2 separate regions of the Homo sapiens genome follow, and region 2 is linked to region 1. The links are chromatin loops, found by intact Hi-C in ENCODE. Cell type or tissue: gastrocnemius medialis. All regions are shown on one strand. Each heading gives the region's core, and the rest is flanking DNA. Links, peaks and the distances in the headings are about the cores only.

Evidence for each region. A loop is a pair of places that touch in the nucleus more often than their neighbours do. Peaks named below come from ENCODE experiments on the same cell type or tissue, not always from the same donor. Only the 100,000 strongest peaks of a DNase experiment are listed, where the experiment ranks them.
Region 2: a loop joins it to region 1, with 14 times the contacts of the local background. A loop is called at or near these places in 7 of 110 quality-filtered maps.

The regions. Positions count from the first base shown.
Region 1 is chr2:218,829,306-218,834,918 of GRCh38, reverse strand. It overlaps PRKAG3 (protein kinase AMP-activated non-catalytic subunit gamma 3), which reads left to right and starts at 3,116. Exons shown (of 14, transcript NM_017431.4): 1 at 3,116-3,181; 2 at 3,544-3,583; 3 at 4,018-4,173; 4 at 4,538-4,941. The coding sequence starts at 3,149. In gastrocnemius medialis, for the core only: no CTCF peak of the experiment used is centred there; DNase peaks (open chromatin) are centred at 2,308 and 3,078; H3K4me3 peaks cover 2,028 bases; H3K27ac peaks cover 2,500 bases.
Region 2 is chr2:218,286,276-218,288,775 of GRCh38, reverse strand. The region is part of intron 2 of PNKD (PNKD metallo-beta-lactamase domain containing); the gene reads right to left. All of the region lies in intron 1 of TMBIM1 (transmembrane BAX inhibitor motif containing 1), which reads left to right. Among named protein-coding and RNA genes, the nearest start is that of TMBIM1, 5.0 kb to the left of the region's middle. RefSeq lists enhancers at 1,457-1,836, 2,098-2,500. In gastrocnemius medialis, for the core only: no CTCF peak of the experiment used is centred there; DNase peaks (open chromatin) are centred at 922, 1,465 and 1,855; H3K4me3 peaks cover 1,794 bases; H3K27ac peaks cover 2,500 bases.

The DNA.
Region 1 (5,613 bases), core at 1,946-4,445:
CCTCCTGCTGATTTGCCCTGCCAGACGATGAGTGGAGGCAGGCTTGTGGTCAGAGCAGGGTGGAGATCTGAGAGGCGAAAGGCAGGTGTAGGGTGAGAGAAGGGGCAAGGCAGAGCTCTTCTTGAAAACTGTGAAGTTGCTATGCTTTTAGTGTTGAGCAGTGCTGGTGTGTACCCCCAGCTGGAGTCCTCCTCCACCCCAACCTTGACAGCAGCAGGAGATGGCTACTGAAGGGTCAGAGCCCTCCCGTGCCTGCCTGCCTGCCTGCCTGCCTTCAAAGCCTCATGGTTGGAGGTATAGAGGGGGCAGGTCTGTGTCTTCCATAAAGCTTAGTGGTTATAAATGTGGTGCCTGAGTCTGGGTTTGATTCTTGGCTCCATCCCACTAGCTTTGAGATTTTGATCAAGTTACTTAATCTATTTATGCCTTGGTTTTGTCATCTGTAAAATTGTAATAGTCAAAGTATTTCCCTCACAGGGTTGCAAGGGATTACACAGGACATGGCATATAATGTGTTTTGCACAGTGTGTAGTAGACACTAAGCACTGCACGAACATGCAGGGTCATTATCTACATATGTAATTCCTAATCCTACCTCAATCCTGCAACGTAGATGTATTAGTTAGAGAGAGGCTTGGCTGCTATAACAAAGGTTCAATTTGTCGATCGTTTAAACAAGACAGAAATTTATTTATCTCTAACATAACAATCCAGAGGTAGGCAGACCAGGACAGGGGTGGGGGATGTTCTATCATTTTCAAACTGCATTTTCCATCGTTGGGTTCAGTTTGCTGCTCCGGCTCCCATCATCGTATTGTAATTCTAGCCAGTAAGAAAGGGTTCCCTTTCCTCCTAGGGGTACCCTTCTATCATATAATATATATGTATATAACATTGCTGCTCAAATTTCATGGTCAAACTTAGTCATATGGCCATACTATCTGCAAAAGAAGCTGTGAAATATAATCTTGCATTCAGTTAAAATTGTAGTGGTTTACTAACAGCAGAAGAAGGGTAGAAGAGATATTGCTCTACTAGAGCTCACCCATCTGGCCATCCCACACAAAAAACACAGTTACTGCCCTTCAAAAGGAGGCAAGTCAGAGTTCCATCTGAGTACGGCACCCAGCTGAGAGTCCAGGCTATCTGAGGGGTGGGCAGTTCCTTCTTCCAGGTAGATGGACACCCTATGGTCTGGTGACCTAAAAACTAACAGGCAGGTGATTTGCACCTCCTACTCCCCACAGACAACAGTGGAGGAAGAAGAGGGTAAGCTCAATTAAAACACTGACTCATGCTGAGCACACTGCTACGCGCCTATAGTCCCAGCTACTGAGATAGGAGGATCATTGAGCCCAGGAGTTTGAGACTAGCGTGGACAACATAGTGAGACACTGTCTCAAAAAAAAAAATCCACTTGCAACTGAAAGAATGGCAAACACCCAGCAGCTGCTGGATCTTAATTATCAAATCTGGTTGGGCAGGAATGGCTAAGCCCTTTCCTGGCAGTGGAGTAAGTTCTTGGTCAGCACATTTGACCACCCCTGGTTCTGCTCTCTGGGAAGATCTCCCCTTTCCACTCTCCTATGTAGCCTCTGGCTTTTCCTGCTGGGAAGCTGTTGTTTATCCAATATCCTTTGTCCCACACTGGCAAACTTGTGCTTTCTGCAGTCCTTCCAGCCTTCACAGCCCTCTTCCTGCTGGTGCGGATTTGGAGGGCTGGGAATAAGGCAAGGGAAGGGGTGTCAAACCAGGCTTTGCTGATCAGGCTTATGGTTTCTTTGCCAATACAACACCCTCACAATCTTAGAAGCCTTCTGAGTGGCTCCATGTTTGAGTAACCACAGCCAATGGCCTCATGTAGACCTTATTTTTATGCTTGAACACTCTGGACTTGGTGTTCTTCCTACTCTCCTTTCTCTCAAACTGGTGGTGGCTATCTTGAGTCCATTTGAAAAAACATGCTTGGTGTGAAGGAAATTCTCTTACACTGATCTCTGTCCTCTGAGCCAGTTCCCACTGTCCAGTGAGCAGATGTCCTTGAGAAAGGCTGGGGACCACAGGAACAGCCCTGGCCAAGGCTGTCCTCCCAACTCCATTCTCCTCCACCCTCCCCATTGGCAGAGTAGGAACATTGAGGGTTGATGGAAAACACATGTAATAAACTCAGACAGAAATTCACCAGTCTGTTGTTGAGTGTCCACTCCAGGGCCAGGGCTGGGATGGAAGAGGCTGGAAGGAGGAGAGAAAGGGAGGGGCAGAGAGAGGAAAGCCGGAGCAGCTGGGTCAGCATTCCCAATCCGGACATTGACTCAGGCTCCGGGAATGCCAAGGAAGAGGGTGGCAGCTACTGGAGCCAGGCTGGGATCCTGTTGGCACCAGGGATGTAGGCACAGCACTCACAGAGGGTTGGGGGCTGGGACACCTGCACACCCAGGCATATCTCCCAACCACAGGTGGAAACAGATGTCTCTTCCCCTGCGGGGAGCTCTGAGTGCTCCCCACGCCTTCGAGGTGATTCTCACAGCTCTTCACCTGCCTGAAACACCCACTCCATCTCCTTCACCTGAGAGAGGGACACACTCCAGGGACTCAAATCTGGACATCTGGACATACACTAGCTGCTCTCCTGGACTACCCACAAACCCCTTGCCTCATCTCCAGCCTCTGAGCTGGCTGCAACTTGCCCTTTCTAACTCCAGCACCACCCTCTACTGAAATTAGAACAAGGAAGAAAGTTATGCTGATCTGCCTCCATGTTCCCTTCTTTGGTGCCTGATAAAGATGAGGGAGGCTCTTGGAATAGGGGCTCAGGACTCTGAGAGCCCAACTCTGCTCAATGACCATGTTCCCACATGCTCCAAGCCACATCCCCTCAAAAAGGGTCCCTCTAGCTTGTCCTCAGTGACCCAGGAGGCAGCTGAGGACCAAGTACCCAGATTATCCGGTGCGCCCCTTCCCTCCCAGCAACCCCCAGCCTTCAGGGCTGTAGCAGCTGAGCAAATGGGGGCCCCTCCCTCTCATTGCCTGACACCCAATCAGAGAGAAACCGATCCTGGCAGGGCAGGGTGCCCGGGGCCGGGCCCAGAATAGTGCAGCCCAGCCACAGTGTCGCACACTTGCTCTCAGTTGGTCTGGGGCTGGCCACATGGAGCCCGGGCTGGAGCACGCACTGCGCAGGGTATGGGGGTCCCAGGGGAGCCGGAGCCGGGGCAGCTGAGGCCAGAAGATTGAGCGCACGGGCTGTGAATGTGTGTGTGGGCGTGTGTGTCTTCTGGTGTGTGTTTGGTCTGGATTTTCTCGTGAATATGGGCATGTGCATGTTTGGGCATATGTATTGTGAGTGTGTGTGGTTCTGTGTGCCTGGGAGTGTTTGGATGTGTGTGTTTCTGTGTGTGTTTGTGTATGGCTGCATGTCTGTGTATGGCGTGTGTCTGAGCGTGTGTATTGGTGTGCATGGGTGTGTAGGCGTGTGTTCAGGGAGAAGGGGTTTGGGAATGTAAGGCACTTTCCCCACTCCTTCAGAAACTCTTCTCCCCACAGACCCCTTCCTGGAGCAGCCTTGGGGGTTCTGAGCATCAAGGTAGGGAGAATGCCCCCTCCCTGGGGCCTAACCTCTTCCCCCACCTCCTTGTCCCCCACTTTTCTGGGACCCCAATTCCCTCCCAGCCTGGCTTTTATCTTCCTCCTTTTGGTCTTTCTTCCTCATTGTTCTTCCTCCTTTCCCCAGGTGTGTTTCCCTCACCTCCAATTTCCTCTTTTCAGAAGTGACTTTCCCACTTACTTGCTGTGTGATTTGCAGCAAATTGCTTAACCTCTCTGAATTTCTGGTCCCTCACTAGCAAAATAGGGATGATAATAATGCCTGCTTTATAAGGCTGCTGTAAGTTTTAAATGAGAAATATGTTGGAGAAAAGCCCATTGGAAGCTTGCAAATCCTAAAGATTATGAATAACATTTGAATTGATTTTGATGCATTACTCCCTATTAACCAAACAGGCCCCATTCCCCTTCCAGAGATGAGCTTCCTAGAGCAAGAAAACAGCAGCTCATGGCCATCACCAGCTGTGACCAGCAGCTCAGAAAGAATCCGTGGGAAACGGAGGGCCAAAGCCTTGAGATGGACAAGGCAGAAGTCGGTGGAGGAAGGGGAGCCACCAGGTCAGGGGGAAGGTGAGGCCAAGGCCAGTTCTGGGGAGGTGGGAGCCAGGGGAGTGGGAAATCCCAGAGGAGCCTGGGTCTGGTCTCTACCTCAGGTCCCTCCATAACACAGAGTTGGACCCAACCTTCATCTTGTGGCCTCAGTCTCCCTACATAGTAGAGAACAAGGCACTGCAGTGCCAGAGGCCAGCATGGCCAACTCAGAAAGATGGGACAGAGCCACTACCTGGGGCGACTCTCAGGTCAGCCCCTCACCTGCAAATAGGGCCACAGCATCCAGGCTTCCCACTGCTGCTGTGAGATGAATGGCGACAGCAGATGAGAACGTGCTTTGGAAGATGGAGTTACTGTCCTCTTCCCCTCCTCCCCCAAACAGGTCCCCGGTCCAGGCCAGCTGCTGAGTCCACCGGGCTGGAGGCCACATTCCCCAAGACCACACCCTTGGCTCAAGCTGATCCTGCCGGGGTGGGCACTCCACCAACAGGGTGGGACTGCCTCCCCTCTGACTGTACAGCCTCAGCTGCAGGCTCCAGCACAGATGATGTGGAGCTGGCCACGGAGTTCCCAGCCACAGAGGCCTGGGAGTGTGAGCTAGAAGGCCTGCTGGAAGAGAGGCCTGCCCTGTGCCTGTCCCCGCAGGCCCCATTTCCCAAGCTGGGCTGGGATGACGAACTGCGGAAACCCGGCGCCCAGATCTACATGCGCTTCATGCAGGAGCACACCTGCTACGATGCCATGGCAACTAGCTCCAAGCTAGTCATCTTCGACACCATGCTGGAGGTGAGGCCACGGCTCTGCCCAACCTGTACTCACTCTCCATCCACACGGTGCTGCAGCCGCCACTCCCACCCTGCAGGATGCCCTGCTGAGCCAGGTGCCCCTGCAAGCCCCCTGAAAGGACTCCTTCTTAGCACTATGGAGGCCAGTTGGGGGAGGGACAGCTTCTACTCTCTGTTAGCACACGTAATTGTCATCACAGCTCTGCCACTTAGTAGCTGTAGGACCTTGAGTTACATTACCTTTCTTGTCTCTAAAATGGGGATCGAAATGCCTGCTGCACCCTACATAGTTCAGAGGATTCTTGGACTACCCAGTATAAAGCGTGAACAAAGTATGTGTAAGACATTGCAGAGGCCGGGCACGGTGGCTCATGTCTGTAATCCCAGCACTTTAGGAGGTCGAGGTGGGCAAATCACAAGGTCAGGAGTTCGAGACCGGCCTGACCAACATGGTGAAACCCCATCTCTACTAAAAAAAAAAATACAAAAAATTAGCCGGCCGTGGTGGTGGGCGCCTGTAATCCCAGCTACTTTGGAGGCTGAGGTAGGCGAATCACTTGAACCCAGGAGGCAGAGGTTGCAGTGAGCCGAGATCGTGCCACTGCACTCCAGCCCGGGAGACAGTGCGAAATTCCATGTCAAAAAAAAAAAAAGGCATCACAGAGTGACTTAG
Region 2 (2,500 bases), core at 1-2,500, 540 kb after region 1:
CACTTTACTCTCCTACTCGAGCATATAGTCACGATAGCCATGGGGGCAGACATCTACAGTGGCAGAAGCACATGGATTTTGGATTTTTTCGGATTTGGGGCTATGTATATTATACTTACTGGTTGAGCGTCCCTAATCTGAAAATCCGAAATCAGAAATGCTCCAGTGAGCATTCCTTTGAGTGTCATCTTGGTGCTCAAAATGTTTTAGATTGTGGAGCATTTTGGATTTTGGAAATGAGGGATATTCAACCTGTACTTCCTTAGTTATATAGTAAGTACTGGAAGTGGTTCAACTACTCTAAGTGGTTCCCTTCCTTCCCTAGTTATTTTATTTATTTATTTTTTGAGACAGAGTCTCCCTCTGTTGCCCAGGCTGGAGTGCAGTGGCGCCATTTTGACTCACTGCAAGCTCCGCCTCCCGGGTTCATGCCATTCTTCTGCCTCAGCCTCCCGAGTAGCTGGGACTACAGGCGTCCGCCACCACATCCAGCTAATTTTTTGTATTTTTTAGTAGAGATGGGGTTTCACCATGTTAGCCAGGATGGTCTCGATCTCCTGACCTCGTGATCCGCCCGCCTTGGCCTCCCAAAGTGCTGGGATTACAGGCGTGAGCCGCCATGCCTGGCCCCTTCCCTAGTTCTTTTTTGGGGTTAGTTATCAGTCTCCTTTGTCTGTCTCTTTCCCCTCCTAATCTTGAAGTTCAATGAAAAGACAGGAGATGAAACAAAGAAGGAAGTGAACAGGGACTGTGCTCAGAAGTATTATAGCATCAGCCTGCTAATGGCTTCCTCTTCCCTTATCTGTACTCCCAGGCCATCCTGACTTGGGTGGGGTAACCCGAGATTACCATTCTGATCACAGGATTCTGCTCCAGACAAGGGTGGCGGAGCTGCGGTGCCTGGGTCCTCTCGTGATCCCCAGGACAGCCTCTCCCTCCTGGGAGCTTGGAGCCACCCCTCGGTCTCCATGGGTCCAGAGAGAGGCCACCCTGGCTAGAGAGGGGGCTGGGAGGGGTGGCCTCGAGTTGGGGGCCAGAAGTCGAGGGCTGGCTGTCTTTTTTTTTGAGATGGGGTTTCACTCTTGTTGCCCAGGCTGGAGTGCAATGGCATGTTCTTGGCTCACTGCAACCTCTGCCTCTCGGGTTCGAGCGATCCCCCTGCCTCAGCCTCCCGAGTAGCTGGGACTTCAGGTGTGGGATATCACGCCCAGCTAATTTTTTGTATTTTTTAGTAGACATGGGGTTTGACCATGTTGGCCACGATGGTCTTGATCTCCTGACCTCGTGATCCACCTGCCTCGGCCTCCCAAAGTGCTGGGATTACAGGCATGAGCCACTGCACCCGGCCCGGTCTTAACTGTTTCTGAGCTGAGAGGTCACTAGAGAACTGAGAGAATGGTAGCTTGTTCTGGCCCCTCCTTGGGAGAGGGTGTGTGCTGGTGTCTATCACTCAGAGAGTGGGCGGGGCTGGGAAGGGAAGTTCCAAACCCATGACGAAGAAGAGGGCTGTTCTGGGGTGGAGCAGGAACTTTCTTGGCTCTGGGGTTTCCTTGTCTGTCAAATGACCAGGTGAGATCCAAAGTCTAAGCCAGCTCTGATATTTTAGTGTTTAGATCCCTGTGGCTTCATCCTCTTAGTCCCAAAGTCCAGGCTGATGGAAGGATATTTAGTTGATTCTGGGCCCCCTTGGTGCAGAATCAGGCCTGGTGACTTGCCCAGACACTCCTGGGTGTATCTTTTTACTCATTTGCTCTCGTGGCTATGAGGTCAGCTGTGCCCTGGGGTAGGAGGATAAAGTGTTTTCTTGTGGGGGCAGATAAAGGAAAAGGGAGGGGAACAAATCGTCAGATCTGGGCTGTGCTCCTGCGCCTGCTGGGTGGGGTTTCCTGAGATGTGCATTCTGAGCTATTTTTTTCCACTCTGGGCATCCGTCTCTGGCAGGGAGGAGGGCAGGCTGCCTGGACCAGTCAGCTGCTCCTTTCCATCCCTCCCTCCAGTACACATACTCTCCTCTTGCTGTAACCCCAGTAGCTCAGGCCTCCTCTGCAGATTCCGGAGCCTTAACCCTTCAAATACCCCCAGGAGAGCCCCAGCCGGGGCCTCAGTAGGCAGACAGCAGGATTACCACACTGAGAGGGCTCCAGGGGAGGAGGTGCTTCCGCCTCTGCATCTGAAAACCTTGACACCCAGCAAGTCCTGCTGTCTGAGCTCACCCACTTGTGCCGCTGCTGTGGTAGAAAGCAGGGGCTCTGGTTCCTTCCTAATGGGGGACTGGGGCCCTGAGAGAGGAGCAAACTTAGATCTATAATGGGCAAGGATAGGGCACAGTCTGAATGCCTTGATAACAGGCATTGTGAGGCAAGGAAGAATGTTCTAATCGAGCTGTCTGCAGACAAGGGGCTTGCTCCATGTTGCTGGAGTTCCTTCAAGCAGAAGGTGGGCCAGACACAGTGGCTCATGCCTGTAATCCCAGCACTTTGGGAGGCCTCGGTGGGTGGAT